2 separate regions of the Homo sapiens genome follow, and region 2 is linked to region 1. Evidence: read pairs that join two places in POLR2A ChIA-PET (ENCODE). Cell type or tissue: OCI-LY7. All regions are shown on one strand. Each heading gives the region's core, and the rest is flanking DNA. Links, peaks and the distances in the headings are about the cores only.

What was found. Peaks named below come from ENCODE experiments on the same cell type or tissue, not always from the same donor. Only the 100,000 strongest peaks of a DNase experiment are listed, where the experiment ranks them.
Region 2: POLR2A ChIA-PET joins it to region 1 with 5 read pairs; 22 of 35 experiments call an interaction of 5 or more read pairs at or near these places.

What each region holds. Positions count from the first base shown.
Region 1 is chr1:225,928,992-225,933,370 of GRCh38, reverse strand. No RefSeq gene overlaps it. Among named protein-coding and RNA genes, the nearest start is that of PYCR2, 6.9 kb to the right of the region's middle. In OCI-LY7, for the core only: no CTCF peak of the experiment used is centred there; no DNase peak of the experiment used is centred there; H3K27ac peaks cover 483 bases.
Region 2 is chr1:225,778,612-225,783,006 of GRCh38, reverse strand. The region is part of intron 1 of SRP9 (signal recognition particle 9); the gene reads right to left. Among named protein-coding and RNA genes, the nearest start is that of SRP9, 3.0 kb to the right of the region's middle. RefSeq lists an enhancer at 959-1,458. In OCI-LY7, for the core only: no CTCF peak of the experiment used is centred there; no DNase peak of the experiment used is centred there; H3K4me3 peaks cover 2,563 bases; H3K27ac peaks cover 515 bases.

The DNA.
Region 1 (4,379 bases), core at 1-4,000:
AGGCTAAGTATACAGTGTTGATAAAGTCTACAGTAGTGTACAGTAATGTCCTAAGCCTTCACATTCACTCATTACTCACTCACTGACTCACCCAAAGCAACCTCCACTCCTCCAAGCTCCATTCATGGCAAGTGCCCTATAGATGTTGTGCCATTTTAAAATATTTTACACTATATTTCTACTATATCTTCTCTATGTTTAGGTATGTTTAGATACACAAATACTTACCATTGTGTTACGATTGCCTACAGTATTCAGTACAGTAATATGCTGCACAGGTTTGTAGCCTAGGAGCAATAGGCTACACCACATAGTCTAGGTGTGTAGTAAACTCCACCGTGTAGGTTTATGTGAGTGCGCTCCATGATGTTTCCACAGCAATGAAATCGCCTAACAATGCATTTCTTAGAACACATCCCCATCGTTTTTTTTTTTTTTTTTTTTTGAGTTGGAGTCTTGCTCTGTCACCCAGGCTAGAGTGCAGTGGTGTGATCTCAGCTCACTGCAGACTCCGCCTCCCAGACTCAATCGATTCTCCTGCCTCAGCCTCCCAAGTAGCTGGGATTACAGGTACCCGCCACCGCGCTCAGCTAATTTTTGTATTTTTTAGTAGAGGCAGGGTTTCACCATCTTGGCCAGGCTGGTCTCCAACTCCCGACCTCATGATCCATCTACTTTGGCCTCCCAAAATGCTGGGATTACAGGCATGAACCACCGCACCAGGCCAATATCCCCATTGTTAAGTGAGGCATGGCTGTACTTCGGGATAAAGGACTCTCTATTTCTTACCTGCAAAGCTAATTAATACTAACTAAATAATAAGAGAAAAATAGGCTGGGTGTGGTGGCTCATGCCTGTAATCCCAGCACTTTGGGAGGCTGAGGCGGGTAGATCGCTCTAGGCCAAGGAGTTCTAGACCAGCCTGGCCAACATGGTGAAACCCCATCTCTACTAAAAATACAAAAATTAGCTGGGCATGGTGGTGCACACCTGTGATCCTAGCTACTCAGGAGGCTGAGGTAGAGAATCACTTGAACCTGGGAGGTGGAGGTTGCAGTGAGCCGAGATTGTGCCACTGCACTCCAGCCTGGGTGACAGAGCCAGACTCTGTCTCAAAAAAAAAATTAAAATCATAACAGAAGAAAAATAGAGCTAAAAAATGTCTAAAGAGGGCCAAGATTTTCCAGTTGGGGTATTGTAAATACCAGGGCATATGGTTGCTTTGTGTACCAGAAGGATATCAATATCCACCTGAAGAACTCTACCAGTTACACAGTGATGTATCTGTGGCTCTAAAAGATCTGTGGATTCCCAGGCAGTCACATGCAATCAGTGACAAAGATGGGCCTGCTCACACCAGGCTGAGTGTGAGCTAAAAAAAAAAAAAAAATGTAGGAGATTGGCTTCATTTCAAAATGTAAGGCGTGCTCATTAGGATAGGGAGACAGTGTGGTAGACAGAACGCTCTCCCCAAAGACACCTGGGCCCTAATCCTTGCAACCTGTGACTGTTATGTTACATAGCAAAAAGGACTCTGCAGATGTAATTAAGGTTACAAACCTTAAAATAGGGAGATTATCGTGGATTATCTGAGTGTGCCCAATCTAATCACATGAGCCCTTCAAAGCAGAGAACTTTCTCTGGCTGGAGGCAGGAGAGATGAGGTAGAAGGGAGAGGTCAAAGAGATCTGAAGCATGAGAAGGACTTGCCCTGCCATTGCTGGTCTGAAGATGAGGGAAGCCATGAGCTAGAGAATGTGAGTGGCCTCTAAAAGGTGGGCTGACTCCCAGCTGATAGCCAGCAAGGAAAGGGGACCTCAGATCTACACCCACATGGAAGTCGAATTCTGCCAACACTTGAATGAGTCTGAAGGTGGATCCTCCCCCAGAGCCTCCAGATAAGAGCCCAGATTATCAGCTGACATGGGGATTTGTCTTTATGAGACCTGGAGCAGAGAAACCAGCTGAGGCTACTCAGACTGTTTTTTTGTCTTGTTTTGTTTTGTTTTGTTTTGTTTTGTTTTAAAGACAGGGTCTCACTGCCACCCAGACTGGAGTAAAGCACGATCATAGCTCACTGCAGCCTCTATCTCCCAGGCTCAAGTGATCCTCCCACCTCCCTCTCCCCAAGTAGCTGGGACTACAGGCTCATACCACCATACTGGCTAATTTTTACAATTTTTGTAAAGACAGGGGTCTCCCTACATTGCCCAGCATGGCCTCAAACTCAGACTTTAAATCTACAAAATGTGAGATAAAGTTGTTTCATTTTAAGCAGCTAAATTTGTGATGAATTAATACAGCAGCAATAGAAAATTAATACAGACAGTAAGCCAAATCCCATTAGAAGTAGGATGTAATTACAATTTTTTTTCACTTAAAAGATGAAATAAAGGGCCAGGTGCAGTGGCTCAAGCCTGTAATGCCAGCGCTTTGGGAGGCCAAGGCAGGCAGATTGCTTGAGCCTGCGAGTTCAAAACCAAACTGTACAACATAGTGAGACCATCCCCATCATCTATACTTTAAAAAATACAAAAAATTAGCCAGGAGTAGTGGTTGTAGTTCCAGCTACTTGGCAGGCAGAAGTGGGAGGAGTGTTTGAGCCTGGGAAGTTGAGGCTGCAGTGAGCTGTGATGATGCCACTACACTTTAGCCTGGGTGACACAGCAAGAACTTGTCTCAAAAAATAAATAAATAAATAAATAAATAAATAACATTAAAGATAATTTTTAATGTATTGCAAACCACCCATAATCCCACCATCCTAAAACAAAATTATTTTGGTTTTTGCATATCACCTGTTTCCATGCAGCATGAGTAAATACTTATTTTAAAAACCAAGGTTTTGGCTGGGCACGATGGCTCACGCCTGTAATCCCAGCACTTTGGGAGGCCGAGGTGGGTGGATCACGAGGTCAGGAGATGGAGACCATCCTGGCTAACATGGTGAAACTCTGTCTCTACTAAAAAAAAAAAAAAACAAAACAACAAAAAAAATTAGCCAGGCGTGGTGGTGGGCACCTGTAGTCCCAGCTACTCGGGAGGCTGAGGCAGGAGGATGGTGTGAACCCGGGAGGCGGAGCTTGCAGTGAGCTGAGATCCCGCCACTGCACTCCAGCCTGGGGCGACAGAGCGAGACTCTGTCTCAAAAAAAAAAAAAAAAAAAAAATCAAGGTTTTGGCCAGGTATGGTGGCTCACGCTTGTAATCCCAGCACTTTGGGAGGCCAAGGTGGGTGGATCACCTGAGGTCAGGGGTTCGAGACCAGCTTGGCCAACACGGTGAAACCCCGTCTCTACTAAAAATACAAAAATTAGCTGGGTGTGGTGGTGCACACCTGTAGTCCCAGCTCCTCAGGAGGCTGGGGCAGGAGAATTACTTGAACCTGGGAGGCAGAGGTTGCAGTGTGCTGAGATTGCACCACTGTACTCCAGCCTGGGTGACAAAGCTAGACTCCGTCTCAAAAAAAAAAAAAAGTTTTTCTTATCTTTCTTTTTTTTTTAATTATACTTTAAGTTCTAGGGTACTTGTGCACAACGTACAGGTTTGTTACATATGTATACATGTGCCATGTTGGTGTGCTGCACCCATTAAGTCATCATTTACATTAGGTATATCTCCTAATGCTATCCCTCCCCCCTCCCCCTACCCCACAACAAGCCCTGGTGTGTGATGTTCCCCTTCCTGTGTCCAAGTGTTCTCATTGTTCAATTGCCACCTATGAGTGAGAACATGCGGTGTTTGGTTTTTTGTTCTTGCGATAGTTTGCTTTTTTTTCTTTCTTTTCTTTTTCTTTTTTTTTTTGAGACAGGGTCTCACCCTTTTGCTCAGGCTGGAGTGCAGTAGCAGGATCTTAGCTCACTGTAACCTCCACCTCCCAGGCTCAAGTGATCCTGCCACCTCAGCTTCCTGAGTAGTTGGGCCTACAGGCACGAACCACCACACTCGGCTAATTTTTTATTTTTATTATTTATTTATTTTTATTTTTTTATTTTTTGGTAGAGACAGGGTTTTGCCATGTTGCCCAGGATGGTCTCAAACTCCTGAGCTCAAGTGATCCTCCTGTCTCAGCCTTCCAAAGTGTTGGAATTACAGGCATGAGCCACTGCGCCCGGCCAAAATCAAGTTTTAATGTGCTTATTGCATGGGAAAAAGAAGTGAAGAGAGTTATTCTCCAAAAGGGTCACATTTGTTCTAAATCTTTGTGTGGTGGAATTGAAAACAATGTTTTTCCATTTGTTCTCTTTCTTTTTTGTTTTTTCGAGGCAGAGTGTCACTCTGTCGCCCAGGCTGAAGTGCAGTGGCACGATCTCAGCTCACTGTAACCACCGCTTCCTGGGTTCAAGCGATTCTTGTGCATCCGCCACCAGAGTAGCTGGG
Region 2 (4,395 bases), core at 106-4,105, 150 kb after region 1:
GAGACTTATAAGGTGGCATTTCTTGCCAATAAGAATATACACCAACACACCTAGCCACAGAGGAATGACAGGAAAGGGAGGAAAACATTTAGCAGAAATGGCTAGTTAAAAAGTCCAAATCCATTCATTAGCAAACAGTGCTGCAGGTCAGTGCAACTCACACTTTCCATTTTTCCACAAATCTTAGCAAGCAGATTCAGACTAAAATATTCAGCAAAATCAGGTCTTTATCACGAAGGTAGAACATAACGCATTATTACATAAAAGCAGAATTCTGCCTTGAAGTCTCCACCAACAACTTTTCCAAAAACCAGAATAACTCCTATACTGAAGTTCCATGTTACACAATACTTTATGTTCAATATTCTACAGATTGCCAAGGCATTTAGATATTAGCATATTCCTATAAGACATCTCCCAAGAACACTTCCACGAACATTATTTTTTTTCAGTGATGGATTCAAGCACAGTGTATCGCAGTTTTTCCCTAACCAGTATCAGTAACTCTTGTTTAGCTAGCTGTTTTAAAAACTGCTAAGTATCGGCCAGGCGCGGTGGCTCACGCCTGTAATCTCAGCACTTTGGGAGGCCAAGGCGGGTGGATCATAAAGTCAGGAGATTGAGACCATCCTGGCTAACACGGTGAAACCCCGTCTCTACTAAAAAATACAAAAAATTAGCCGGGCGTGGTGATGAGTGCCTGCAGTCCCAGCTAATCGGGAGGCTGAGGCAAGAGAATGGTGTGAACCAGGGAGGTGGAGCTTGCAGTGAGCCGAGATCGCACCATTGCACTCCAGCCTGGGGACAGAGCGAGACTCCATTTCAAAAAAAATAAATAAATAAAATAAAATAAAATAAAAACTGCTACTTATCTACAAGCCAGAACAGAAACATAATTTTAAAATGGTTACAATCTAGCACCAGAGGCCTCAAGACAATTCTGGAAACTAAATAAAAAGGGCTAATGGAACTGCAACCTACAGCTTTCCCCATTACGGTCTTTGCATTCCTGAGACTGAAAAAAAAAAGTTACATCACTATATGCGATTTGTCTGAGTGAAGGAGGAAAGGGAACTCATCAAGCATTTAAGCAGGTATAAATAGTAGTAACTAGGTTAATTATCTTTAGAATACCTGATTCTATTTATTTATCTAGTAAATTCAGTTTTACACATTTTAAAAATTCAGTTCTCTAGAAACGAAACACTTAAAAATATACTAAGCATGACAACTATGTGAAGTTTTAACTCTCAGTTAAAGGAACACTCACTGGTTTCATTTAGGAGAAATGAGAGTTAAAAGGCCAATCATGGCTGGGTGCAGTGGCTCATGCCTATAATCCCAGCACTTTGGGAGGGCAGGAGTTCACTCACGAGGTCAGGAGTTCGAGACCAGTCTGGCCAACATGGTGAAACCCCGTCTCTACTAAAAATACAAAAATTAGCTGGGCATGGTGGTGGGTGTCTGTAATCCCAGCTACTCGGGAGGCTGAGGCAGGAGAATCGCTTGAACTCGGGAGGCGGAGGTTGCAGTGAGCTGAGATTGCACCACTGCACTCCAGCCTGGACAACAAAAGCAAAACTCTGTCTCAAAAAAAAAAAAAAAAAAAAAGAAAAAGAAAAGAAAAAAGGCCAATCGTGTTTATAAAAGGGTCCATTTGGTAATTTAGAGGGTGCCAAGTCACCATGTCAGATGCCATAAAGAAAGAAAAATCAAGGTTCTTTACCAAAAATAACCAAAACACAAGGACAGAATGAATTAAGTCCTATAAAGGGATATACAGATAAAATGCTAAAGAGAGAAAACAAGTAACTTAGACTGGGAAAAAGGAAAGTCTAAAAAAGGAGGTGGCTTTGAAATGCTTTTTTTGTTTTAACCTTATAGAAGAAGGCAGAAGAAAGGCTAAAAATCATTCTGAACAAGGATACAATCCGGTAGCTTCATGAGACTAGAGCTGAAGATCATGAAAATGGTGAGACAAAGCCAGAAAGACTGGAGATGGGTCAGACTGTGACTGGGAGTTGGGACTATATCCAGTTATCAAAGAGCCAGTTTTTAAGCAGGAGATGAAGAATTCAACTTTTGTTTTTTAGACAGTTGTGGCAAGAGTGTTAAGGAACTAAAAAGGCTGACAGACCAACAAAGAGGTTATTACATAATCCAGTGGTAATGCCATCTTCAATTACAGCAATACAAGACAGAGTGGTAAAAAGATACTGGGTATAATCAACAGGTTAAATGTGTTGCGGAGAGAAGACAGAGAATTTTGGAAAACAGATTCCAGAGACCTGACAAAATTTGTTCTTTAGCCCTAGCAGAAAGAGAATGGACTTGGGGTTCAAAGATCTGGGTCCAAATTTCATCTTAATCTCTCAAGAAACTAGGTATATCACTTAACAGATATAAAATCATTCATTTATATACTTTGATGGGTTGCTGTAATTGTTCATATATTATGTATAAATCTATGTAAACACACATAAATATATATTAAATGCCTGTAACATATAAACATATGTAAAATGCCTGTCACGTAGAGGCGGAGGTTGCAGTGAGCCAAGATGGCGCCACTGCCCTCCAGCCTGGGCAACAAGAACAAAACTCCATCTTGGAAAACAAACAAACAAAAAAAACTGTTAAGCTCTTCCTCTACACTCATCCTCTCCCCTCTCAACATATCAGTCAAGCCAGGCGCCATGGCTTGTGTCTGTAATCCCAGCTACTTGGGAAGCTGAGGCAGGAGAATCACCTGAGGCAAGGATTTAAGACCAACCTGGGCAACAAAGCAAGAGCCCCGTCTTTAAAAAAAAAAAAAAAAAAAAAAAAAATTAGGCAGGCATGGTGGCATGTCTGTAGTCTCAGCTACTCAGGAGGCTGAGGTGGGAGGATCACTCGAGCCCAGTTCAATGGTGCAGCGAACTGTGATTTGTGCCACTGCACTCCAGCCTGTGCCAACTGCAATTTTCTGACTGGGTAAGAGGTGAAATATTCTCTTTCTTGTCTATTCTAGACATGCTTTGCTCACAGTGATGCTCTAATTATTTTCATTTTCCCTACCACTGCCATCACATTCTTACAGTACAGTTACTCTTGATGTGAATTTATATATTCTTTACTGTTGTCTCAAGTATTTTTAGTTTATACTGTGGGTACTTCTGGATAAAAGTCCTGTGTGGTCTCAGAGTAGCATTGTCTGAATGAAGAAACAAATGACCCTGCCAACAAGGGAAGCTAACCAAATGAAGCAACCAGAAGTCACCAGTGTTATAAACAAATTACTCAATTTAAAAAATACAATTTCCATCATTTATTATTGTATCATTTTATTGTAAAAAATAGAAGTATGTTTTACAGCTTGTTACTTAGCTAGGTCTTTCTGTGGGTCTAATACTATTTTTAATCATAATTATCAACATTTCTTGCTGCACACTTTAAACTTATATGCACTATAAACTGTATGTGGCATTGGAGTTACAGGTTACCAGCTCACTGCATACACTTAAAACATAATTCATATTACTTAATGATCATCAATAGTTTCACACAGTAAATCCTGAGCCCTGGGCTGGGCGCAGTGGCTCACACCTGTAATCCCAACACTTTGGGAGGCCAACGCGGGTGGATCACGAGGTCAGGAGTTCCAGACCAGCCTGGCCAAGATGGTGAAACCCCGCCTCTATTAAAAATACAAAAAATTAGCCAGGTGTGGTGGCAGGCGCCTGTAAACCTAGCTACTCGGGAAGCTGAGGCAGGAGAACCGTTTGAACCCAGGAAGTGGAGGTTGCAGCGAGCTGAGATTGAGCCATTGCACTCCAGTCCGGGCGACAGTGCGAGATTTCGTCTCAAAAAAAATAAAACTATTGAAAAAAAAAAAAAAAGATCCTGAGCCCCGGTTTTCCGAGATTTTATCTGCTTTTAATTTTCTTTCTTCTCCGAGGGATACAGTCACAATACACTGGATCTATAATACCCTCCAATAATACCAGCTCCTTAAGGGTTGAACGGAATCTCATTCACCTTTGTGTCTCCCACAGAACCTAATTTAACTTGGGGTCAGTAACACGAGAGTGGGAAATGAATGCAGCATAAAAGAGATAACTGAGTTACAACAAACACAAAACAAAAGAAGCATCATACATAACCAGGTCTGAGGTTTTCAGTATAAAATCCCTTCAATATGCTGAGTTCTAAAAAGAAGCAGAACTTTTAATTAACACGAAGATGCTTCAAATAATTCTTAGACATGACAATAAAATAACCAAAACCTCAAGAGACGAAAAGTAAGACCCGAATGCTAAACTCCCATCACTTGGACTCCTTTGCTTTTTAATAATGAGCTAACCTCTGACATCCACCTCCATTATAATTTTTGTGGGGGCTAAGAATGTATTTCAG